Linked DNA regions of Homo sapiens: region 2 is linked to region 1. A link is a loop called in an ENCODE intact Hi-C map of the cell type or tissue named here. Cell type or tissue: PC-3. All regions are shown on one strand. Links, peaks and the distances in the headings refer to the core of each region. The heading gives the core; the rest is flanking DNA.

Evidence for each region. Peaks named below come from ENCODE experiments on the same cell type or tissue, not always from the same donor. Only the 100,000 strongest peaks of a DNase experiment are listed, where the experiment ranks them.
Region 2: a loop joins it to region 1, with 3 times the contacts of the local background. A loop is called at or near these places in 2 of 110 quality-filtered maps.

The regions. Positions count from the first base shown.
Region 1 is chr1:21,061,375-21,070,630 of GRCh38, forward strand. All of the region lies in intron 3 of EIF4G3 (eukaryotic translation initiation factor 4 gamma 3), which reads right to left. Among named protein-coding and RNA genes, the nearest start is that of MIR1256, 78 kb to the left of the region's middle. RefSeq lists a silencer at 6,624-6,794. In PC-3, for the core only: no CTCF peak of the experiment used is centred there; no DNase peak of the experiment used is centred there; H3K27ac peaks cover 721 bases.
Region 2 is chr1:21,120,518-21,137,035 of GRCh38, forward strand. All of the region lies in intron 2 of EIF4G3 (eukaryotic translation initiation factor 4 gamma 3), which reads right to left. Among named protein-coding and RNA genes, the nearest start is that of EIF4G3, 48 kb to the right of the region's middle. RefSeq lists a silencer at 8,846-9,046. In PC-3, for the core only: no CTCF peak of the experiment used is centred there; no DNase peak of the experiment used is centred there.

The DNA.
Region 1 (9,256 bases), core at 1-8,000:
GAGACAGGATTAGAGGCAGAATAGACAAAGGGAAAGGGATAACCACAAGTAGTTTTAGATGCCTATCAGAGATTCAAATGGAAATAATAAGTAGTGTGTTGAATACATGAATCTAAGCTCAGGAGAGCAGTCAGGGCCAAGCAAGTAAATCTAGAGGTAGGTTCATTACCAACATTCCACATAGCATCTAAGCTAATTATCAAAACTAGCAAATTTCAGATGAAAAAGTCTGAAACTTATGAGAGGAAGATGGCAAAAGGCAAAGCTAAAATTTATTTCTGGATCAATTTTGTCAATGTCAATTGTTACATACTCAAGGTTGTGCTCACTCTCATTATGTAATCAATATGGTTTATTTCTCTGCTTGTTTTTTTTTTTTTTTTTCTTTTTTGAGACAGAGTCTCACTCTGTCACCCAGGCTGCAGTACAGTGGCGCGATCTCGGCTCACTGTAACCTTCACCTCCTGGTTTCAAGCAATTCTCCTGCCTTAGCCTCCCAAGTAGCTGGGACTACAGGCACATGCCACCATGCCTGGCTAATTTTTGTATTTTTAATAGGACAAGATTTCACCATGTTGGCCAGGCTGGTCTCAAATACCTGACCTCAAGTGATCCATCCACCTTGGACTCCCAAAGTGCTGAGATTACAGGCGTGAGCCACCGCACCCAGTCTCTCTGCTTGCTTTTTGTTTGTTTGTTTCTGAGGCAGGGTCTTGCTCTGTCACTCAGGCTGAAGCATAGTAGTGCGATCATAGCCCACTGCAACCTCAAACTCCAGGGCTCAAGCAATCCTCTCGTTTCAGCCTCCCAAGTAGTTAAAACTACATGTGTGTGCCACTACACTGGGCTAATTTGTTTTATTTTTTGGTGAGACAGGGCCTCACTATGTTGCCCAGGCTGGCTTCAAACTCCTGGGCTCAAGCAATCCTCCCACCTCAGCCTCCCAAAGTACTGGGATTACAGGCATGAGCCACTACTCCTAGCCTCTGCTTATAATTCTAAAAGAAAATAAACAAGATCATCAGAGAATAAATCAGTAATATCCTAAACTAAAATTAAATCAAAGTCAGAATCTCAGAATTTCAAAATATAGGCAAAAGGTGACTAAGGAACAATCAAACCAATGTCAGTAGTCTCAGGATTGATATGGATCTAGCACCACGGAGAAGACGTAAGCAGTAGATATATCCACAGATATAGATATAGATACAGATATAGATATACCTATTTTTTTGAGATGGAGTTTTACTCGTTGCCCAAGCTGGAGTGCAACGGTGCAATCTTGGCTCACTGCAACCACTGCCTCCCGGGTTCAAGCGATTCTCCTGCCTCAGCCTCCCAAGTAGCTGGGATTACAGGTGCGTGCCACCACGCCTGGCTAATTTTTTCTATTTTTAGTAGAAACAGGGTTTTACCATGTTAGCCAGGCTGGTCTTGAACTCCTGACCTCAGATGATCTGCCCACCTTGGCCTCCCAAAGTGCTAGGATTACAGGCGTGAGCCACGGTGCCCAGCCAATATATATATATTTTAAATAATGGGTCTGCTGATGCTGGGACAGAATATAAAGGATAGGCAGGATACCACACAGCAATCCAAACCAGTTTGATATGATTCCTAATTTCACCTACTCTGTCATCATAAATGAATTATGTGATAAATACCATAGAATATATATTTATTTTTTTAATTTTTTTGAGGCTGGGTCTCACTTTGTCACCCAAGCTAGAATGCAGTGGCACAATCACAACTCAGTGGCGCCTCCACCTCCCAAGCTCAATCAATCCTCTCACCTCAGCCTCCTGAATAGCTGGGACTACAGGCACATGCTACGACGCCCGGCTAATAGGAGATGTATTTAAAGTACTGCTGAAAAATCAAAAGTAACCAGGTCTGAGAAGAATCTGGAAGGGTTTGGTGGCACCTGACTTACACTTTGAGAACAACAAGGGTTCAGATCAAAAGTTAGAGGCAGTATTTTGAAAAGAATATTGATTCTGCTGAGAGAGCGTTAAAAAAAATAGAAAATTTATGGATGCCAAGAAACTATGTGACAGTTGTTTGAACACTGTAAGAGTAAAAAATACTAACTCATTAGAGAACAAGTAAATACATTCTTAAAATATATATTTAGAAAAATGTGTTTTAAAAATGAGAAGTTGCTTATGGTATAATTTTAAGTAAAGAAAGCAGGACAGAAATCGGTGGTGCACTAATAACTTTTTTTTTTAAGTGCACAGCAAAACAACTTGAAGGATCACGTTAAAATGGGTGGTGTGAGTCTTTTGTTAACAACATCACGGATGTTTTTCCTGTCATACTTTTCATTTTGGGGGGGGGGGTGTTGGGGGGGGGGACGCAGTCTCACTCTGTTGCCCAGACTGGAGTGCAGTGGTGCAATCTTGGCTCACTGCAACCTCCGCCTCCCGGGTTCAAGCAATTCTCCTGCCTCGGCCTCCCAAGTAGCTGGGATTACAGGCGCATGCCATCACACCCAGCTAATTTTTTTTTTTTTTTTTGGTATTTTTATCACAGATGGGGTTTTGCCACCTTGGCCAGGCTGGTCTGCAACTCCTGACCTGACCTCAAGTGATTCACCTGCCTCAGCCTCCCAAAGTGCTGGGATTACAGGCATGAGCCACCATGCCCAGCCTCCTGTCATACTTTTCTCTGTGTTTCCATTTTTCTAGCAGACACATTAATTTTATAGTGAGCAAAATCTGCTATTTGGAACTTGGCAGTGAGGTATCCAGACTGTCTTATAAAATCCTGCTTAAGCCAATGATGTAGTTGAGGATGGCGAGGTTCATGCTATCCTTTGTGCCCTGCAGCCAATGGCGAGGTTCATGCTATCCTTTGTGCCCTGCAGCCACCCAGAGACTGCAAGGACACAATCAGTGAGTGATCACTGATTCTTATCATCTGTTTGCGCCCTTGCAATCCTTGTGGACAGGAATAGGATTTAATGAGTACTTATGACAGTACTTGCAGACAAGTGGCCACTCAGATGTTTAACTATAAATATTTTCTCTGTTACTAATTCAACCAAATCTTACTATTATATGGCTATTTGAGGGTAAAATTATTTAGAATATCAACTCATGAAGACATCAGGTAGCCAGGGCTGCTTTACAGCGTAAAGGGAGGAAGCCAAGATAGTAAAAACATTTTTATTTCTTTCACTGCTAATAGAATCGTGTAGCACTATATTATGATTCCAAGGTCCTTTCCCAGTTCAACAGCAAAACCTTGATCAGTTAGGAATGACTGTCTTGAATAAAAAAAAAGAGTGGTAAGGTTTGTCTATTCTACTAAATCCAATCATTTAGTAAAACTACACAAAATTAGTAACAGTCTACACAAGCATAACAAATTAACTCCTTACTTTTTCAAGGAATACATATATTACAGGCCAATTGCTGTCCTTGTGGTCAGAAGCAGGAACACTTGACAACTCCTCAGAAGATGTGGAGTGAAGACTTTTAACATCATCTGAGGAGTGATGGCTTTTAACAGACACTCACATTCTCTTTCTTATGTTCAAAATCCATAGTCAGAGCTTTCCACCAAGACAAGGTTGTATGCGAGTCTGGAGATTACTGATATACATTCAGTGACTGCAATGGAATTAGTCATTTACCAACTTACAACTTAATTTTTTAAAACTAATGCCTTACTATTTTCCTGTTGATCTTCAGTCAGTTGCTAATCAACTAGTTATTTAACTGATCCAAGGTAAGTGAATTCTATTTTAATTCCAAGGTATTAATAAATCTCAGATTTTAGTATTCAACTATAAGCATAAATTCAATTATATTATCAAAACCACAATATTAAGTTCCTCTGACACAGATCCAAATCATGTAAGATGTGTGATATATGCCTCCATTCTGAGGCTGAGTCACGAATTATCACTTTCCAAACACAAACTTGAAAGAAGGAACATAAACAGAAGGTAAACAGATTCAAGGCATCCAAGTAGGCTAAACAGCATCAATAAAAGAGCATGGGGTTGTTTCTACCAAAAAAAAAAAAAAAAAAATTTAGCATGGTGGTGTGCACTTGTAGTCCTAGCTCTAGGGAGGCTGGGAGAGAAGGATTAAGCCCAGAAGTTGCAGCAAGCTATGATCATGCTACTGCACTCCAGCCTGGGAGACAGACTGAAACTCTATCTTAAAAAAAAAACAGTGGTGGGGCGGCGGGGGGAAGAAAAAAAGAAAAAAATGAGAATGGGTTTTGGTGTCAGAGACCTAAGTTTGAATTCTGGCTCTACTATACAGAAACTATATAAGCAAATTACTTAAGTTTAGTTTCCTCTTCTGTAAAAGTGAAAAGTAAGGACTTATCATGCTGATTTATTCAACACATTAAGATAATATTTATCATAATGCCTAGTATATAAAAAGTGTGTTTAATTATTTACAAATATTTAAACTGTTGGTTTAAAATCCTAATATTAAGCCAGTAAGTGTAAGACAGTTTTGGGGTGAAATGATTCCTGCTTGATTTTCATTTATACAAATGGGGGTGAGAGTGTTACAATAAACCTAAAGCTGTGGTTTGCAAAGTCTAATCCTTTAAGCAAGTTTAAAATAAATACTTGACCAGCCTAGGAAACATGGCAAAACCCTGTCTCTAATAAAAATACAAAAATTAGCCAGAGGTTGTGGCTACTCAAGAGGCTGAAGTGGGAGAGGGCCAACTGAGCCCAGGAGGTCAAGGCTGCAGTGAGCCATGATCATACCACTGGGCAACAGAGCGAGACTCTGTCTCAAAAGAAAATTAATAATAACAAATAACTAAATACTTGACACCTCATCCTAATTGATTTTTCTGAATTTTTTAAAGAGTTATGGCGGGAGGGGGAGGGATGAGGGGCCAGGCCCTGCAGCCTCATCAGACTCAGTCCACTCCTGGAGGAAAAAAAAAAAAAGTAAAAAATATAAAAACATTAAAAAAAATAAAGTTACTAAACAAATGCTTATTGAACAAAGAATAACAATATACCATTGATTTTACATTAGATATGTAAAAAATTAACATAGAAATGTTATAGCCATAAGAAATTAACAGAGTCAAAAGTTCTTTGGGATCTGTAACAGCTAAAGAAACTAAACACCTTTCTAATCTAGTATTCTGCATTCTATATGGCAATTAAGCAACCACAGAATGACAGTTTAAATGCACAAAGAACAGTTTCTAATCCTTCACAATTTCTTGCCTACAGAATTCCCGACAGCCAGATGTGCTTTTAAAAGATAAAAAGGGAACTGTATAAAGTTGAAGTTAAATGCTCCAGTGTCTATCAAAGTTTACAGTAAAAACTGATCGTTCTATTCATGACAACAACTTCATGGCAATAATAAATCCATGCCTGGAGATACTAATGGTCTTTCTTTCCTTTTCCTTAAAATAATTAAAACTCCATTTACCACACAACTAGTTATTAAAATCTAATTTCCTATGACTCATTTTAGTTAAACGTGGTCCATATCAGTTGTTTTATTTTTAAAAACAGTACATATACTTTGTAAAATTGCTGTGAAGGGAATATCCCACAGTTCAAAGAAACACATTTTCAGTTTTCAAACATTAAAGAACTTTATTATTATTTCTACTGTTTTCTTATCCCAGAAATTCAAAAGACATTTATAACTGGCATTTAACAAAATAACATACCCTTGTATCTTTAAGGTTAATCCTTCTTTTGAAGAAAAGTAATCAGGTAAATACATATTAAGTAATTTTTTTCTTTTCTTTTTTTTTTTTTTTTTTGAGACGGAGTTTCATTCTTATCACCTAGGGTGGATTGCAATGGCATGATCTTGGCTAACTGCAACCTCTGCTTCTGGGGTTTAAGGGATTCTCCTGCCTCAGCCTCCCGAACAGCTGGGATTACAGGTGCCCACCACCATGCCTGGCTAATTTTTGTATTTTTAGTAGAGACGGGTTTTCACCGTGTTGGCCAGGCTGGTCTCGAACTCCCAACCTCAGGTGATCTGCCCACCATAGCCTCCTAAAGTGCTAGGATTACAGGCATGAGCCACCACGTCTGGCTTTTATTAAATAATATTTTAACAAGGTATCTGATTTAACATTTAATGAGCAAATTCACATTAAATATTAACAACAAGGAATCCTAACTTTCATAAATGTTATTAATCAGCAAGCAGATACCATGATGGGTAGAAAAAGACATAAAATTTTTAATAACCAGAATACAACTGAGTACCACATGTATAAATGCTTTTTAAGAAAAATACTTCAAAATAGAAGGGTAAATAAAATCTTAATAAGATACCTCTCCATTTAATACACCGTAAAGTCGAAGTTGAGCTATTTCCAAATCCTAGGAATCAGGTTCAAAGTGCAACACAGCACCACTGCAAGGGGAAAATCTGTCTAGACTAGAATAAGGAATCTTATCAGTGAGAGTTATTGAACTCTCTTAAAACTGCAGTTAAAAAATAAAAAAAGAGGCCAGGCACAGTGGCTCACGCCACTGCACTCCAGCCTGAGTGACAGAGCGAGACTCCATCTCAAAAAAAATAAATAAATAAACAAAAAATAAAATAAAAAAAGAAAACCCCTATGTTTGTATGTTTACTGTTCTGCAAAGTAGATTCATACCTTTCATCAGATTTTCAAAAGGGCCCTAATCCCCCAAAAATTGAGTATTGCTTTTGACCTTATTTGTGATCTTAACAAAAAGAAGGGTCCGGGCACAGTGGCTCATGCCTATAATCCCAGCACTTTGGGAGGCCGAGGTGGGTGTATCACCTGAGGTCAGGAGTTCAAGACCAGCCTGGCCAACATGGTGAAACCCTGTCTCTACTAAAAATACAAAAAATTAGCCGGGCATAAGGCACCTGTAATCCCAGCTACTCGGGAGGCTGAGGCATGAGTATCGCTTGAACCTAGGAGGTGGAGGTTGCAGTGAGCCGAGATCGTACCACTGCACCTGCACTCCAGTCTGGGCGACAGAGTGAAACTCTGTCTTTAAAAAAAAAAAAAAAAAAAAAAAAACAGAATACTTCACATGAACTTGTAGATTCAAAACAGACCTGTATTCAAATTACATGTCTCCAAGTCCCATTTTCCTTTGTTGTAAATAAAGGTTGTCATAAGTATTAAATAATATCATGAATGTAAAGCATTTAGCACAGTGTCTGGGACACTGTAGTCACTCAATAAATGTTAAAAGATCCACCAAAGTTCAAATCCAACCTCTACCACACACTACCTGGATAACTTTGGGCAGGATACGTCACCTCTGTGTCTATTTGCCAACTAACAATGGGGAATGTAATTATACCTACCTCATACAGTTGTCATAAGGATTGAGTTAATACACATAAAATGCTTAGAAAAGTAACTGTTACACAGTAAGTGTTACTTATAGTAATAAAGAAAATGTTCTACAGATTGAGTATCCCTATCTGAAAAATTTGGAACCAGAAATGTTTCAGATTTCAGATTTTGGAACACCTGCAAACAGTTACCAGTTCAGCACCCCCAATCTGAAAATCCAAAATCTGAACTGCTCCATTGAGCATTTCCTTTGAGAATAATGCTGGTACACAAAAAGTTTCAGGTTTTAGAACATATCAGATTTTGAATGTTTTGATTAGAGATGCTCAACCTGTATAAACTGTTCTGTTGAGTTTTTCACCAGTTAACTCCTCTGCCTAGGTTTGGTCAATTTTTGTTATCTATTTCATGGCTCATTACACTATGTAGCTGTAACCTTATCCTCCACCTCAAAGGCTTTAACTGATGTATGTACACTCATTCCAATATCTTGTAAGATGCAGTCCAAACTTGCTGCCCACCTACATTTTATGGCTTCTTAGAGTTCATCTAGATACCATCTTTCTCTGTTTAACCATGCTTCACTCCTCCAAGTACTTTTGCTTAATGAGAACCCAGAAAAACTATACCAGTAAATGTTACTACTTATTTACATATTTTTGTTCTCATTTACATAATCATTAATGTCTCTTCCTCACATTCCCACATGTACTTAAAACAACGTATCACCATCTTGCCTGGTAAAATGAGCACTCTTAAAGACAAGGATCATAGTGTCCACCACTGCTTTCTCACATTACCAGGCACAAAACCTTGCATATAGCTCTCATTCAATATATGTTTTCTAAATTAAGTTTATCTCAATATTCTTAAAAGCTCTGCAACATCTCCAATGTTTAGTCCCCTGGAAAAGCAAGCTCCAAGAGGCCAGAGGATCTTTCAGTTATTTTGTACTTAGGAAAACACAGAAAAGTAACTTCAAACACATTTTAGGCTGTCACAACAGGAAAGGCTGTTCTCTATTTAGAAAGAAAGGCCAAACAGAAAAAAGACTGAGTCTAACTCGTAGGAATTTTTACCGGGGGAGAGGAGGGGGTAGGAAAGCAGCAGCAGCATCTGGATTTCACAAATATTTGATGACACTGACTGTGAGGTTTGTCGAAAGAAAAGAGGATGAGCTAATCATGGGTAAGAATGAGATTTTTTTTGTTGTTTTACGTAAAAGGTGAGCACAGGAAGAATAGAGAAATGAAATATACTCAATCATGGTTATCTTATAAATCATTATAGAATTCAGTCAAAGATGATCTTTCAAAGTAATGCAAGACTTGAACTCAGCTAACTGTCCTATATTAAAATTTTGGAAAAATAAATTTAAGACCACAAAGGAAAACGGCAAGCCACAACTTATTACTGCTAATACAATATTATTTTTCAATAATCTAGGAAAATTTTAAGGCCACTGTGGAAAACCATTTGCATCTAGTGATTGAATCAGGATAGAATTATTACCAATTTGCATATCAGGCAGTGGCAACTAAGACTGTGGAAAAAAAAAGTTTGATGCTTACTTTCTCTAATTGCTACAATAATGTATAAACATGATTTTTGTTAAAAAAAAGAAAAAGTAGTGCCCTCTTTACCCTTCAAATCCCACTCCACTCCCTATGGCAAAATGATTAATACTCTGAAGCACATTATTACAAACCTTTCTATACACTTACAAATGTGTAAAAATAATAGCAACAACACAATAATAAATATTCAATGACATGTTTTCCTCTCCACTTATCAAAACATTAGAGATCTTTCCAAGTCAATAAACATACCTACTTCATTCTTGTTCTAAATGTTTAAGTAGTACTTCATGGTGTAGATATAACTACATTCTTCTTAACTATTAATTTTTTAAAACTCCTTAATGAAAAGAACTATATAACCTACT
Region 2 (16,518 bases), core at 1-8,000, 59 kb after region 1:
CTTGAGCAGAAGGCAGGAGAATCACTTGAACCCAGGAGGCAGAGGCTGCAGCGAGCCGAGATCACTACAGCCTGGACAACAGAGTGAGTGAGACTCCATCTCAAAAAAAAAAAAAAAAAAATCTAACATACTATTATACAAATACATATAGTCTTCAGTAAATATGTCCTAATAGATCCAAGATACCAGTTATAAATATGCATATCCCAATTGATTGATGGGGTTAAGAAAAAAGACTATGGCACCGAATATGAATCTCAACTCACATTACTTAATACGCATCTCAGTATAAGAGCACGAGTATGAACTTTACCTTCTTTTTTACTTTTTACTAGCTTCCTAAGGAATATGCAGCATAAACTTAAGTCAGACCAACAAGTTTAGTTTCCTAACCTGTAAAATGGTTTTTGGGGTGTTTTTGAGACAAGGTCTCACTCTGTCACCCAGGCTGGAATGCAGTGGCATGATCCTGACTCTCTACAGCCTCAACTTCCTGGGCTCAAGCAGTCCTCCCACCTCAGCCTCCAAGTAGGTGGGACTACAGGAGTGAGCCACCATGCCCAGCTAATTTTTAATATTTTATACAGACAGTGTCTCACCATGTTGCCTAGGCTGGTCTCAAATTCCTGAGTCTCCCAAAGTGCTGTGATTACAGGTGTGAGCCACCACACCCAGTCTAAAATGGTATTCTTAACAACCCTGGCACCTAGTAGACATTAGTAGACATTCAACAAATGGTATCACAATTATTATTAAAGGAGAGCTTCCATATGTTATAATAAATGTAAATACTTCCTATATTATTTCAAACACAAAATTACTCAAAAAGCAGAGTTTGTAGTGTAATTTCAAAAGTTTAAAATAAATACATGTATATTTCATTTCCTCAATTTATGAGTGCAAATTAAATTTTAAGAAATATGCGAACTGAGTATTGAACCTAATATATGACCTAAATTATCAAAAATACCACCTAGCCGGGCACAGTGGCTCACGCCTATAATCCCAGCACTTTGGGAGGCCAAGGCGGGCAGATCACATGAGGTCAGGAGTTCAAGACCAGCCTGGCCAACATGCTGAAACCCCGTCTCTACTAAAAATACAAAAATCAGCCAGGCGTGGTGGTGCACACCTGTAGTCCCAGCTACTCGGGAGGCTAAGGCAGGAGAATCACTTGAACCTGGGAGGCGGAGGTTGCAGTGAGCCAAGATCATGCCATTGCACTCCAGCCTGGGTGACAGGGCAAGACTCCGTCTCAAAAAAAAAAAAAAAACTAATCCATCAATCTACAAAAATGGGAGAGGAAACCTTCAGGTTCCTTTACAATGTATCTTAACTACAACACGTGTGTATACACTGGCCATTATACACATTTCACTGCCTTCCAACCTTGAAGATTCAAAACAGCCTGTAAGGTAGGTTACCTTATGAGGTAATGGGCTTATTATTAAGCCCATTTTACAGATTAGGAAGCTAAGCAACAAAGAGGTTAGGTGGTTTTCCCAGGTTCGCACACCTGGTGAGAGTCACAGCCAAGACTGAACCCAGGTCACATGAGCTCCAGTCCCAACAAAGCCTATAGCCACCATCCTCTAATTCCCCCTCTGGAATGAATTCATGCATATGTAAACAATAAACATTAGGATTAGAGAGAATTCTGCTTAAAACAATGACACATTTGAATTTGAAAGAGTTTAGATGAGCTCTCAATGTAGTATTTCTACTGCATTACATTCATACCATGCTTACCCTCAGATGGACAATTTTCAAGATATGAAAACTCCTTTATACGAAAAGAATAAACTGTAATTACTCAGAGCAAAATCATGTAAACAGAAGCAAGAAGTCAAATAATTTCTATCCTCCCATATACTGGAAAACCAAAAAACTAAATGACTAATTCAAACCATGTAACTTATTTTTCTGTTGATTTTTATAAATTACAAGGTGACAGAAAAGGAGAATTACTTTTTTTGCATGTCATAAATTGGAAAATTAGTTGCAAATTTAAACCGGATGCTTTTTAAATAAACATATCCTTATTTAATATGCTTTCACACACCTAGTGTTTTAATACCTTCAGCAGTTAGCACACTGATACAGAACAGGTCAAACGAGATGTTTTTCAGTTTGGGTGAATTCAAGTTCAACTGTGATTCAATTATTATAGCCCAAACCAATAATATCGAGCACTTTCATGTAAGAAAATAACACAATTTAAATGTGTGAAAAACTCCTTTCCAATGCATTTAACATATCGGCTGGGGTCTTAGTCTGCCAGTTTGTATTACACATATGGATGATGTGTAATTGCACTTATACTAGTAATAATGCTGTTTCAAGCTATACAGATTCGGATTCAAGCAAGACAGGAATCATGATGTCTACAGAAGCTAGAGAAAAGTTAAAATAATGTATTAGGGCAAAATTACACGGTTGGAACATGAATGTAAGGTTAATATAATCCAATCCCAATAAAAAGTAAAAGCCTCTGGAAAACTGCTATACAGCTTGATGGCCAGGCTTTTCCTCTTGTGTCTTCCATTATCATTGCCGTTCTTTCTTAATGGTAAATTATCAAAATATTTAAAAGTTGTAAGACATCTGTCTAGTCACAAAAGGATCTCCAATTTTCTTAATCTGCCCTAGTCCACAATGACTCTGAGACAGTGGTAGGCTTAAATAATACAAGACATAACACTGTGGGAAAAACAGTTCATCAAAAAAAGAAAGATGCGATGCCTTCAATATCTAAAGTTCAGAGGCCAGATGCGGTGGCTCAAGCCTGTAATCCAAGCACTGTGGGAGGCCGAGATGAGCAGATCACTTGAGACCAGGAGTTCAATACCAGCCTGTCCAACACGGCAAAACCCTGTCTCTACTAAAAATACAAAAAATTAGCTGGCTTTGGTGACACGCACCTGTAGTCCCAGCTACACAGGAGGCTGAGGCACGAGATATCGCTTGAACCTGGGAGGCAAAGGTTACAGTGGGCCAAGATTGCACCACTGCATTCCAGCCTGGGCAACACAGCAAGACTGTCTCAAAAAAAAAAAAAAAGAAAGAAAAAAAAAGTATTAATAGATCAGAGCATTTGGGCCAAAAACTTGTCTTAAAATTTACTGGCATTAAGGTTAAAATAAAAAGGGAAGTGAGTGGCAGGAAAAGACAAATTGTAGTGGATAACTTTTTAAACCACAGAAAACAAACTTATCTGCAGAGTTCCTTCCTAGATTATGATTAAGTAAAATTCTGCCACATAGGTCCTATAAAAAATACACAAACCTTATCCAGTGCTGTAATTCCAGTGTTGACAAAGAGCAGGCTTTAGATGGAAGGCATTTCTAAGAGACAGAATTGCTATGGTACACACAGCCTTCTGATGGTCTATCTAGGGATCAATTTAGGAGTTGGAAACACATGATACTGTGTTTAAGATATTCTTCAAATATCTTAAACATTACGTATCTCTTCCTCAAATTCAAGGTGTAGGCCAGGCATGGTGGCTCACGCCTGTAATCCCAGCACTTTGGGAGGCCGAGGCAGGTGGATCACCTGAGGTCAGGAGTTCCAGACCAGCCTAGCCAACATGATGAAACCCCATCTCTACTAAAAATACAAAAATTAGCCAGCTGTGGTCGTGGGCGCCTGTAATCCGAGCTACTTGGGAGGCAGAGGCAGAAGTGCTTGAACCCAGGAGGCGGAGGCAGTAAGCCAAGGTTGCACTACTGCACTCCAGCCTGGGTGACAAGAGCGAGACTCGGTCTCAAAGAAAAAAAAAAAATTCAAGGTGTAGTACAAAGCTTTCAAGAAATGTCCTTCATCTGGCACACATTCAAACCACTGTCCAACAGTAAAGCAGTAAAGATGTGAGATTGCTTCTTACATGGGCACTACTGGCTTCAAACACCTTGAAGAGCCAGCAAAGCTGATACTTTATTATGGAAATCTAAAGGGTAGGCTTTATTTTGCTTCTATAAGAGGATAACTCACTGACACATAAACAAGAAGACGGCCAGACTGACTTCTGGGAATAGTCAGAAGCCTTCATGGGACTATAAGGTAGAGGAAATGAGAATTCTTCAGAATTTTGAAATCTCAAACTATCCCACCTAGTAGTGTTTGGTATCCCAATGTGCTGGTTTTTTAATTTTTCTGTGCAATCCTTCTTAAAGGAAGCATAAAAATGGCATTTATTTTGGTCAGCCAACAAAGTACATACCTAAACAGTTAAATAATACAATTTTTTCAAGAAGATTGAGAATAACCATTTTAAACCAGTCAAGTTAAAGAACTTCATTTTTGTGAAAGCAAATACTAAGGAAAAATTTACTCAATTATTAATCAAAAAGGGGAATTAATATTTCCATCATAATTTTCTGTTACCACAGTGCTGATTATCCCTCTTTAATACCAAGGAGATCTAAAATCACCTCCAGTTCAATTAACTGTTTCAACACATCCAGGTTTAGAAATAAGTTCCACAATTCCTCATCAAAAGTGACTCAGCCCTCACATTACCAAAAAATGTAAACAGGCAGTATCAGCTACCACAATGGTATAAATTTGAAGGGAAGAAATTTATTTTAATTACATACCCACTTAAAGCTGCTGATTTCTCAATAACTTTGTATCCAGTACAATGTTAGTGTGTAAAAAAGACCAAATCTGGGTTCTACGTATGCAGCATATGAGATATAAAGAAAAGCTTTTAAAAAGATGAGAGAATTCTAAATGATATTCAACTTCTGATAAAGTTACTGGGAAACGAAAATAGGGAAGTCTCAGAAACAATGTTTAAACTCTATTTAAACATTTGAAACAGTACCCTCACTTTCTTAATGACAACAGCCCCTAAAAGAGAAGTTCCAGGGTTATATATTCCATACAATAATAATAGCTAATATTATTAGGCAATAGGCCAGGAGCAGTGGCTCACGCCTATAATCTCAGCACTTTGGGAGACCAAGGCAGGCAGATCACCTGAGGTCAGGAGTTCGAGACCAGCCTGGCCAACACGGTGAAACCCTGTCTCTAATAAAAATATAAAAATTAGCCAGGCATGGTGGCGGGTGCCTGTAATCCCAGCTACTTGGGAGGCTAAGACAGGAGAATCGCTTGAGCCTGGGAGGCAGAGGCTGCAGTGAGCCGAGATTGTGCCATTGCACTCCAGCCTGGGCAATAGAGCAAGACTCTGTATCGAAAATAAATAAATATATATAAATAAATATATATAATTTTTTTATATATATATACACACACACACACACACACACACACACACACACTCTTATTAGGCACTAAGTATGACAGACCCTGTTCTATGCACATTAATTCATTTACAACAAACTTAGGAGGAATGTTCTATTACTTATTCCTATTTCAGGATGAAAAAACAGGCACAGAACAGGCACAGTGCCTCACGCCTATAATCCCAGCACTTTGGGAGGCCAAGGAGGGAGGATCACTTGAGTCCAGGAGTTTGAGACCAGCCTGGGCAACATGGCAAAACCGTGTCTCTACAACAATTACAAAAATTAGGCAGGCGTGGTGGTGGCACATACCTGTAGTCCCAGCTACACAGGAGGCTAAGGCAGGAGGATTGCTTGAGCCCAGGAAGTCGAGGCTACAGCGAGCCATAATCATGCCACTACACTCCAACCTGGGTGACAGATTGAGACCCTGTCTCAAGAATGTATATAAAAATTAAAATTAAAAAAAAAAAAAAAGCTGGCACAGAAAAGGCAAAAACTTACCCAAGACTAAGATTTGAACCTATGTATTCTGAGGCCAGAGTCCATACTCTTAACCACAATACTACATTGAATTTATATAAAGTATTGATTCTTAAGCTTAAGAGACTTAAACAAACATGTCAAGTCGAGGGAAACATTCCCATTACTTTGGGAGGCCGAGGTAGGTTGCTTGAGGCCAGTAGTTCAAGATCAGCCTGGGCAACACAGCAAGCCGCCATCTCTACAAAAAGTAAACAGCTAGGCAGGGTAGCACCTGCCTGTAGTCACAGCTACTCCCGAGAATGGCATGGGAGGATCCCTTGATCCCAGGAGTTTCAGGTTACAGTGATCTATGACCATGCCACTGCATTCCTCCAACCTGGGCTACCACAGAATCAGACCCTTTAAAAAAAAAAACTAACAATTATAAAAAAGATAAGGGAAATAAAGGCATCAAGTATCAGAGAACACATTAATAGAGATGGATCTAGGTCAATTGATGAAGTACAGTTGTCCCTCTGTATCCACAGGAGATTGGTTCCAGGAGTCCTGTGGATACTAAAATCCAAAGATGCTCAATTCCCTGATATAAATGATCTAGTATTTGCATAAAACCTATGCATATCCTCCCTGCATACTTCAAATCATCTCTAGATTATTTATACAATGTAAATGTTGTATAAAGAGTTATTATACTGTATTTTTTTATTTCTATAATTTTTATTGTTGGTGTTTTTGTTGTTGTTGTTGAGAAAAGGTCTCACTTTGTTGCCAGGCCAGAGTGCAGTGGCAAAATGATGGCTCGCCACAGCTTCGACCTCTCAGGCTCAAGCAATCCTCCCACTTCAGCGCCCTACCCCACCCAGTAGCTGGGACTACAGGCAAGCTCCTCACACCCGGCTAATTTTATATTTTCTGTAAATATGGGGTCTCACTATGTTGCTCAAGCTGTTCTCAAAGCCATGGGCTGCACCAATCCTCCCCAAAGTGCTGGGATTACAGGCGTGATCTACCATGCCTGGCCTCCTTTAAATTTTTTTTCAGGACTCAAAATTATACTGAGCTCAAGCAATCCACCTGCCTCAGCCTCCCAAAGTGTTGGGATTACAGGCATGGGCCACCGCATCTGGCCTGCATTATTTTTTCTACACAGCACTTATCACCATCTGACAATTATGTCTGGGTACTACCTTTCTATCTGAATACAATATAAATTTTGTGAAAAAATGACTTGTTTTTATTCATTGCTATATCCTCAGCTCTTAATGCAATACCTGGTACGCAGCAGACATGCAATTAATGTTTGTTGAATAAAGGAACAAATGAATGCATTCCTTAACCCTACCTGTGCATAAGGCCATTCTGGCTTCCTAGCAATAAAAGATTGTTTTGAGGACTCTGGGATTCAAACAACAACTATCTTATAACTAGCATCTTACATTGTACTACAAGGCACTAATATTCAAGAAATTATCTCAGCTCCCCCAGCACAAAATATGAGAAAAGTACAGACAATACACTTTAAAATGTAACACAAGAAAAACAGTATCTATGTTAAAGATAGATGTCTTATAAATTGCACAATTCACTCCACTAGATCTGCCAGTAAAGCAAAAAATATTTCTTCCTAGTTAAAATCCACTCATGGAAATAAATTAAAAGTTTCAGTGGGCAGGGCACGGTGGCTCATGCCTGTAATCCCAGCACTTTGGGAAGCTGAGGCAGGCAGATCACGAGGTCAGGAGATCGAGACCATCCTGGCTAACACGGTGAAACCCCATCTCTAATAAAAAAAATACAAAAAATTAGCCGGGCGTGGTGGCGGGCGCCTGTAGTCCCAGCTACTCGGGAGGCTGAGGCAGGAGAATGGTGTGAACCTGGGAGGTGGAGCTTGCAGTGAGCCAAGATCGAGCCACTGCACTCCAGCCTGGGCGACAGAGCAAGACTCCGTCTCAAAAAAAAAAAAAAAGTTTCGGCTGGGTGTGGTGGCTCACTCCTATAATCCCAGCAGTTTGGGAGGCCGAGGCAGGCAGATCACCTGAGATCAGGAGTTTGAGACCAGCCTGGCAAACATGGTGAAACCCCGTCTCTAAAAAATAATACAAGAATTAGCCAGGTGTAGTGGCGGGTGCCTGTAATCCCAGCTACACAGGAGGCTGAGGCAGCAGAATCGCTGGAACCTGGGAGGTGGAGGTTGCAGTGAGCCAAGACCGTGCCACGCACTCCAGCCTGGGTGACAAGAGCAAAACTCCATCTCAAAAACAAAAAAAAAAGTTTCAACATTGTCAATTATATAACTTTGCTTTGGTCATTATGAAGCTCAGATTCATAACTCCAACCCACATCCAGCAATTATCCAGGTTCTTTGGCCTTCATTTCTGTATAATGCTCATGGCTCTACCTAGCTCGAGTTATTTTTTAATCTCTATTCTTATTAATATTTTCTCAATGCCTTGATTTCCTAAATCTAGTTTTTTCACCTGGTATTTCAAGTATTTTTGTAATCCTTCTTGGAATGATTACAACTTTGAATGTTTCTTGCAGTGAAATTTGACACAGATTAATCTGAAAGATTACTATTAGATTTCTGTTTCTGCTTAGGAAAAAGAAAGCTGCAGAGAATATCACACTCACTTTAAAAGGAGAAAAGGCCACATAATATAAAACGTAACTTTTCTTTAGCCCATTAGGGAGCTGAACTTGCAAGAAAACAAAATGAACTGAATTCCAAAGGACAGACCATGAGAGAAAGAGATGGTCGGTTGTAATACAAAAAATCTGGCCGGGCGGGGTAGCTCATGCCTGTAATCCCACAATTTTGGGAGGCCGAGGCGGGTGGATCACAAAGTCAGGCGTTCAAGACCAGCCTGGCCAACATGGTGAAACCCCATCTCTACTAAAAATACAAAAAAATTAGCCAGGCGTGGTGGCGGGTGCCTGTAATCCCAGCTACTCCAGAGACTGAGGCAAGAGAATCACTTGAACCTGGGAGGCAGAGGTTGCGGTAAGCCTAGATTGCACCACTGCACTCCAGCCTGGGCAACAAGAGCGAAACTCTATCTCAAAAAAAAAAAAACTGCTAAAAGTTTAATAAATTCCTCAAAGTTAAGTGTGGACTGGCATATCAGTTTCCGAAGTGAATGCCCAGACACAATGCACTTGGTAAGTACGACATTCACTTGCAAGTTCTTCACTACAAATCTCCACATGAGCAAGACCTTTACACATCTCTCACAGTTGCTCATAAGAAAGACTGGCTTCATGACAGAAACTGGAGAGAGTCCCATCTGATGGAACAGGAGTGCAAGAGGTAGATCCTCCACAGCTAGGAACAGGCACAAAGCCTGAAGAGATTCCACAGGTCCTTTTCTGCTATGAAGCAGAGGTCCCTGTAGAGAAAGCAGCAAACCCTTTTCTCCCCCAGGACATTTCCAAAATCTACCGTTGCCAGGATGAAGAAGTAACAACCCCCCACCCCAATTCCAGTGAGGAAGAATATGGAAACCATTTTGGGCCTAGGATCCCACACTGATCCATCAAGCAGAAGTTTGCTACCATTGGCAAGGGCAAGGGGTGAGAAATTCCAACCCGAGAACTACCACAAATATAAGACAAACTGGCTGCTACATGGAAGAGGGGAGGTAACACTGACAAAGCCACATCTATGAGGCCAGATACACCAGGTCCGCATAAGGCTGAGATGAGGGTGGATCAGGATAATAGCCCCTAGCACAATCCTAGCACCTAGTACCAAGCAACGGTATTCTACACTGTGGGTAAATTAGCTACCATTTTAAGACTCTAAAGCCTGTGGTACACCAAAGGTAATGACAACAACAATAAAAACCCAAGCTAGAGCCAAGTGCAGTGGCTGTGATTCCAGCACTTTGGGAGGACAAGGCGGGAGGATCACATGAGCCCAAGAGTTGAAGACCAGACTGGGCAACACAGGAGACCCCATCTCTTTTTTTTTTTTTTTTTTTTTTTTTTGAGACAAAGTCTCGCTCTGTCGCCCAGGCTAGGGTGCAGTGGGGCAATCTTGGCTCACTGCAACCTCTGCCCCCGGGGTTCAAGCAATTCTCCTGCCTCAGTCTCCCGAGTGGTTGGGATTAAAGGTGCCCACCACCACACTCAGCTAATTTTTTTGTGTTTTTTTAGTTGAGATGGGGTTTTGCCATGTTGGCCAGGGTGGTCTTGAACTCCTGACCTCAAGTGATCCACCTGCCTCAGCCTCCCAAAATGCTGGGATTACAGGCGTGAGCTAGCTAGCTTAACTAAGCACCCAATATCTCACGGTAAAGGCCTGAAGGAAGAAGTGGCGTGCCCATTTCCAAACATAAATGCTACTTATCTCAGTCTCTACTGTTCTTCTATACAATGTTCAACGCTTAATCAAAACTTAGGAGACACACATATAGAAAAAACCACCTTTAGTGAAGAGAAAAAAGCAATAAATACAACCAGATTCAGGGATGATACAGAAGCTAGAAAAATGAAGACAGTGATTTCTCTGTAATAATGATTAGTATGTTAAAGGACAGTGAAAAAGGAGACAACATACATGAATAGATGGGTAATTTCAGGAAGAAAAATTATTTTTAGATGGAAAATAATTTCAAAAGCTAAATGCAAATGCTAGAAATAAAAAATACAATGTCAGCAGACTGGGCCCAATTGATGAAAGAATCAACGAACTTGGGCCAGGCACGGTGGCTCATACCTATAATCCCAGCACTTTGGGATTTGGGAGGTCAAGGTGGGTGGATCACCTGAGATCAGGAGTTCAAGACCAGGCTGGCCAACATGGCAAAACCCCATTTCTACTAAAAATACAAAAACTAGCCAGGCATGCTGGTGCGCGCCTGTAATCCCAGCTACTCAGGAGGCTGAGTCACAAGAATCACTTGAACCCAGGAGATGGAGATTGCAGTGAGTCAAGATCATGCCACTACACTCCAGCCTGGGCAACAGAGTGAGATTCTGCCTCAAAAAAAAAAAAAAAAATCAACGAACTTAAAGATACATTAAGATGTATCAACAGAAATTACTCAAACTACAACATAGGGAAGAAAAAAAAAAAAGAGGTTCCACTAATGTGGGAAAGTATCAAATGGTATAATATATGTATAACTGGATTCACAGAAGAAAAAAGAGACTAAAAAAAAGAAATACTTGAGATAATGACCTAGAATTTTCCAGAAAAAAAAAAAAAAAAATTCCAAACCACAGATCCAAGAAGTTTAGAGAAATCCTAAGCAAGGTAAATATAAAACAAACCAACAAACACACAAGCCTGGAAACATCAAAATCAAACAGCATGAAGGCAGCAAGAAGAAGAAAACAAAAAATTACATATACTTAAGTAAACAGGTAAGAATTACAGCAGACCTTGTGAGAAGCAATACGAGTCAGAAAACAATGACATTTGCACTACTTTAAAAGAGTGTGGCTGGGCATGGTGGCTCACACCTGTAATCCCAGCACTTTTGGCTGGAGGATAGCTTGAGCCGAGAAGTTTGAGACTAGCCTAGCCAACATGGCAAAACCCATCTCTACAAGAAACAGAAAACGTTGCCAGGTGTGGTCATGTGTGCCTGTAGTCCAAGCTACTTGGGAGGCTGAGGTGGGAGGATCACCTGAGCCTAGGAGGTCAAGGCTGTAGTAAGCCATGATCATACTACTGCACTCCAGCCTGGGAAACAGTGAGACACTGTCTCAAAAAAAAAATTTTTTTAATAATCAAAAAAAGAAAGAAAAATACTTGTCAACACAGAATTTTATGTGAGGAAAAATATTTTTCAAAAATGAAGGCAATAGAAAGATCAATATCATTAATATAAATAATGTTCTCCGTATCAAAGTAAACATATTGTTAGATATTTTTATTCAAAACTCAATAAACATAGCCAAAGTGATATTTGTCCTTGAAATGAGGTTTAAAAACTGAGAGATTCAAACATTTTCCTTAACATTCAAATAAAAATTTATCATTTTCTAAACACCATTCTAAAAAAATCCTCCCTGTTAATTCAGATACTGCTTGTCCATCTATAGCTTGGAATGCTCTGGAGGAGCATTTTGTTGCTTTAATTAAAGCAACAAAAAGAAAATTAAATAAGCCTAGGAAAAAATGCTGAATTAAAAAAAGAAAAGGTTCTTTCTGAATAGTGAAATTAGGGTTTGTCTCTTCATAGCTTTTATTTGTTTTTGAAACAGAGTCTTGCTCTGTCACCCAGGCTAGAGTGCAGTGGTGCTCACCAGAGCCTGGATTTCTTGGGCTCAACTGATCCTCCCACCTCAGCCTCCCAAGTATTATAGCTAGGACCACAGGCATATGCCACCACACCAAGCATATTTTTTATTTTTTTGTAGAGATGGGGTGTCACTATGTTGTGTAGGCTGGTGTCAAACTCCTGGGCTCAAGCAATCCTCTCATCTCAGCCTCCCAAAATGCTAGAAGCACAGGCATGAGCTACCATGCCCAGCTTTCATAGCTTTTAAAACTTCCAAATTTTCCTTTTTTAAAAAAATTTTTATTTTATCTTTTGGAGACAGGGTCTTGCTCTGTCACCCAGTCTGGAGTACAGTGGCATGATCTTGGCTCACTGCAACTTCCGCCTCCCAGGTTCAAGAGATTCTCCTGCCTCAGCCTCCCGAGTATCTAAAATTACAGGTGTGCACCACCACGCCCAGCTAATTTTTGTATTTTTAGTAGAGATGGGGATTTCACCATGTTGTCCAGGCTAGTCTTGAACTCCTGGGCTCAAGCGATCCACCCACCTCGGCCTCCCCAAGTGCTGGGATTATAGGTGTGAGCAATCATGCCCGGCCCCAAATTTTTCATTATGAACATTTACTACATTTGTTTCAAATGGAAAAATATCCTATTAAACAAAAATGACAATGTAGCAGATTTAAATAATATTACACTTCACAGATAGGGCTGGGTTCAAGCACAAAGCCTTCCAAAGCCTTCTTTCTTTTTTTTTTGAGACGGAGTCTCGCTGTGTCACCCAGGCTGGAGTGCAATGACACGATCTCAGCTCACTGCAACCTCTGCCTCCCAGGTTCCAGCAATTCTACTGCCTCAGCCTCCGGAGTAGCTGGGACTACAGGCGTGTGCCACCACGCCCGGCTAATTTTTGTATTTTTTTAGTAAAGACAGGGTTTCACCATATTGGCCAGGCTGGTCTCAAACTCCTGACCTCGTGATCCGCCCACCCCGGCCTCCCAAAGTGCTGGGATTACAGGCATGAGCCACCGCGCCCAGCCTAAGCCTTCTTTCTTAATGACTGTTGTCTATGCTATTGGTTTGGAGTCCCACTGGCTCCCTATAGGAGAGTGAAGATGCAACTATCAAAAAGGAAACATAGTCCTACCTTTCAGAATGTGGAAAATCTAAAAGGAGTAGCTTCTAGCTGACATATTCCACTCATTGACACTATCTCTAACAATTGAAGCTAATAACAGCAACTGTTTAAATTCAAAGGCCACAAATACTAAGGTTTGAAATATATCTGATACACTAAGACAGCACCCAGGATGATTCCGGGCACTTTATATACTCTAGTCCTCCCCTAGTCCTCCCCATTATCCTAATAATCTAAGTATTGTCATTCTCATTTATAGATAAATAAGTATCATCAGAATTCAGATGCTTAAAGGTCACCATCATCACAATGTTCTCAGTCGTTGAACTGTACTTACTGCGGAGATTTACACCATGGATTTCAATGTCACTTGCTGCTTCTATGCTTACGCCTAAATATAGTAAAGCAGACCCTATTTAATAAAATCTCACATTAGAATTTTACTTCACTGAGCAAAATAATTTTAAACAGTCTTATTCCTGCCCTTTATAAGATTAAAATCTTAACAGCTCAAAATATTGGGTATTAATACTAAGATTAGCTCTTTCAAACCTCACATTCCTGTATCTCAGTCATAATGAGACTTAATAACTCTCCAGAAATACAATGTTGGAGCTAAGTTCAGAAAATATCTTACAGGCTGAAAAAATATACACATGTCAAAATTGAGATTTAATAATTCCAATTTCTTCTTCAGCTGAAATAAAAAGACACCTAGAAAACTCAGCTATACATATATAGTAAATATAGAAATACACTGGGCTGGCCAGGTGTGGTGGCTCACACCTATAATCCCAACACTTTGGAGGGCCAAGGCAGGAGGATCACATGAGGTTAGGAGTTTAAGACCAGCCTAGCCAACATGGTGAAACCCCCATCTCTACTAAAACTACAAAAATTAGTCAGACATGGTGGTGCACACTTGTAGTCCCAGCTACTCGGGCGCTGATTCATGAGAATCACTTGAGCCCGGGAGGCGGAGGTTGCAGTGAGCTGAGATCGCACCACTGCACTCCAGCCTGGACGACCGAGTGAGACTCCATCTCAAAAAAAACAAAAATAAAAATAACAGAAATACATTGGGCTAATGAATCCCAAATTCAGGATACCACTTATCTCTGGTGAAAGAGAGGAGCAAGTGATCAAGGAGGGTACATGCAAGAGACTTTAGTTACATTTTGTTTGTGAAGCCAGCTGATGAATGCATTGCTTTGCTATGTTATAGTGTATTTTTATATAGTACTATGCAGTGTTTTTTTTTTGTTTTATTCTCTAACAGTTACCAATCTCAGATATATATGCAATATTTTAAAATACAATTGTTTTAGGTTTTCAAACCAGATGTGCCACTTTACATCTGCCTAAAACACAAACATAAATTTCACGTAATACATCATCATCATCATGTTACTATTATAGATTCTAAGAAAAGAAATACGTCCCACCACATACACTAAATTTACACACAAATTCCATTCATGAGATGCAAATGCCTTTTGTAACAGAAGATATTTAAAACCCATTTTCATTATCTATACAATGAGGTCAACACCACCCGCAGAGTCACAACAGAATTGTGAAAATTAAACAGGGTAGGCCAGGCATGGTGGCTCACGCCTGTAATCCCAGCACTTCGGGAGACCAAGGCGGGTGGATCACCTGAGGTCAGAAATTCGAGACCAGCCTGGCCAACATGGTGAAATCCCGTCTCTACTAAAAATACAAAATTAGCTGGCTGTGGTGGCGCATGCCTGTGATGCCAGCTACTCGGGAGAGGCTGAGGCAGGAGAATCACTTGAACCTGGGAGGCAGAGGTTGCAATGAACCGAGATCGTGGCATTGCACTCCAGCCTGGGCAACAAGAGCGAAACTCCGTCTCAAAAACTAAAAATAAAAACAAAGAAAATTAAATGGGGTAAAAAATGAATAGTCCACACAGAATATTTTCATCAAATGTTAGTTATTACTACTGGCAAAAGCTAACCTATAAAGATGCAAAAATACAAGACCATGTGTCAGTATTTAATAACACTAGAGTCCTCACATGTGGTCTTACTACTGATGGTGTACACATTTTCCAACTCCCAATTTGTAGAATAAGCCTGGGAATGAATTCATGTATAACTAATATGGGTAATGTAACACACCCGGGTCCCAGACATATAATCAATCATGCCAGAGCTCCCTGTTATCAACAGAAAGACTTCTAATAATAAGTATAGCATCTACTTTATTACTAGCATAGACAGACCCTTATGAAAGCAGAAACAAAGAACACAGGCCGGGCGCGGTGGCTCACGCCTGTAATCCCAGCACTTTGGGAGGCCGAGGCGGGTGGATCATGAGGTCAGGAGATCGAGACCATCCTGGCTAACAAGGTGAAACCCCGTCTCTACTAAAAATACAAAAAATTAGCCGGGCACGGTGGCGGGCGCCTGTAGTCCCAGCTACTCGGGAGGCTGAGACAGGAGAATGGCGTGAACCCGGGAAGCGGAGCTTGCAGTGAGCCGAGATTGCGCTACTGCAGTCCGCAGTCCGGCCTGGGCGACAGAGCGAGACTCCGTCTCAAAAAAAAAAGAACACACTCCCTTGCCAAAGGGAAAAAAAAAGAACAGGCTGGGCATGGTGGCTCACGCCTGTAATCCCAGCACTTTGGGAGGCCCAGGCAGGTGGATCATGAGGTCAGTAGTTCAAGGCCAACCTGACCAACATGGTGAAACCCCATCTCTACTAAAAACACAAAAATTAGCCAGGCATGGTGGTGGATGCCTGTAATCCCAGCTACTCTGGAGGCTGAGGCAGGAGAATTGCTTTAACCTGGGAGGCGGAGGTTGCAGTGAGCCGAGATCGCACCATTGCACTCCAGCCTGGGTGGCAGAGCGAGACTCCGTATCAAAAAAAAAACAAAAACAAACAAACAAAAAACCATACTCCCTTGCCTTAACTACATGGTTTAATGGGAAAAACTGATAAATAATAAAATCACAATACAGTGCCCAAATGCCTGGACAAAGTTACCCACACTTGTTAGTAGAGTAACTAACCCAGGAAGGAAATGGTATGAACCATCACAATACTGATAGGTATTGCCTGTCATATAGCTCTGCCTCTTCATCCTTTCCCTTGCACCTCAAATCTGCTCATTCTGATTCTTTCTGAAAGCAGACAGAAAACAGTATTTACACTTGAATATATTACAGAACTGCACTGTTCAATAGGTAGCCTCCAGGAACGCTGGGCTATTGAAGTCTTGAAATCTGGCTAGTGCAAGACAAGGTGTGCTGTTACTGTAAGTGTAAAACATACACTGAAGTGCAAAGGCTTAGTACAAAGAATGTAAAATACAGTATCTCACTAATAATTTTTATATGATGTCTTAATAATATTTTTATATATTGAGTCAAATATTATTA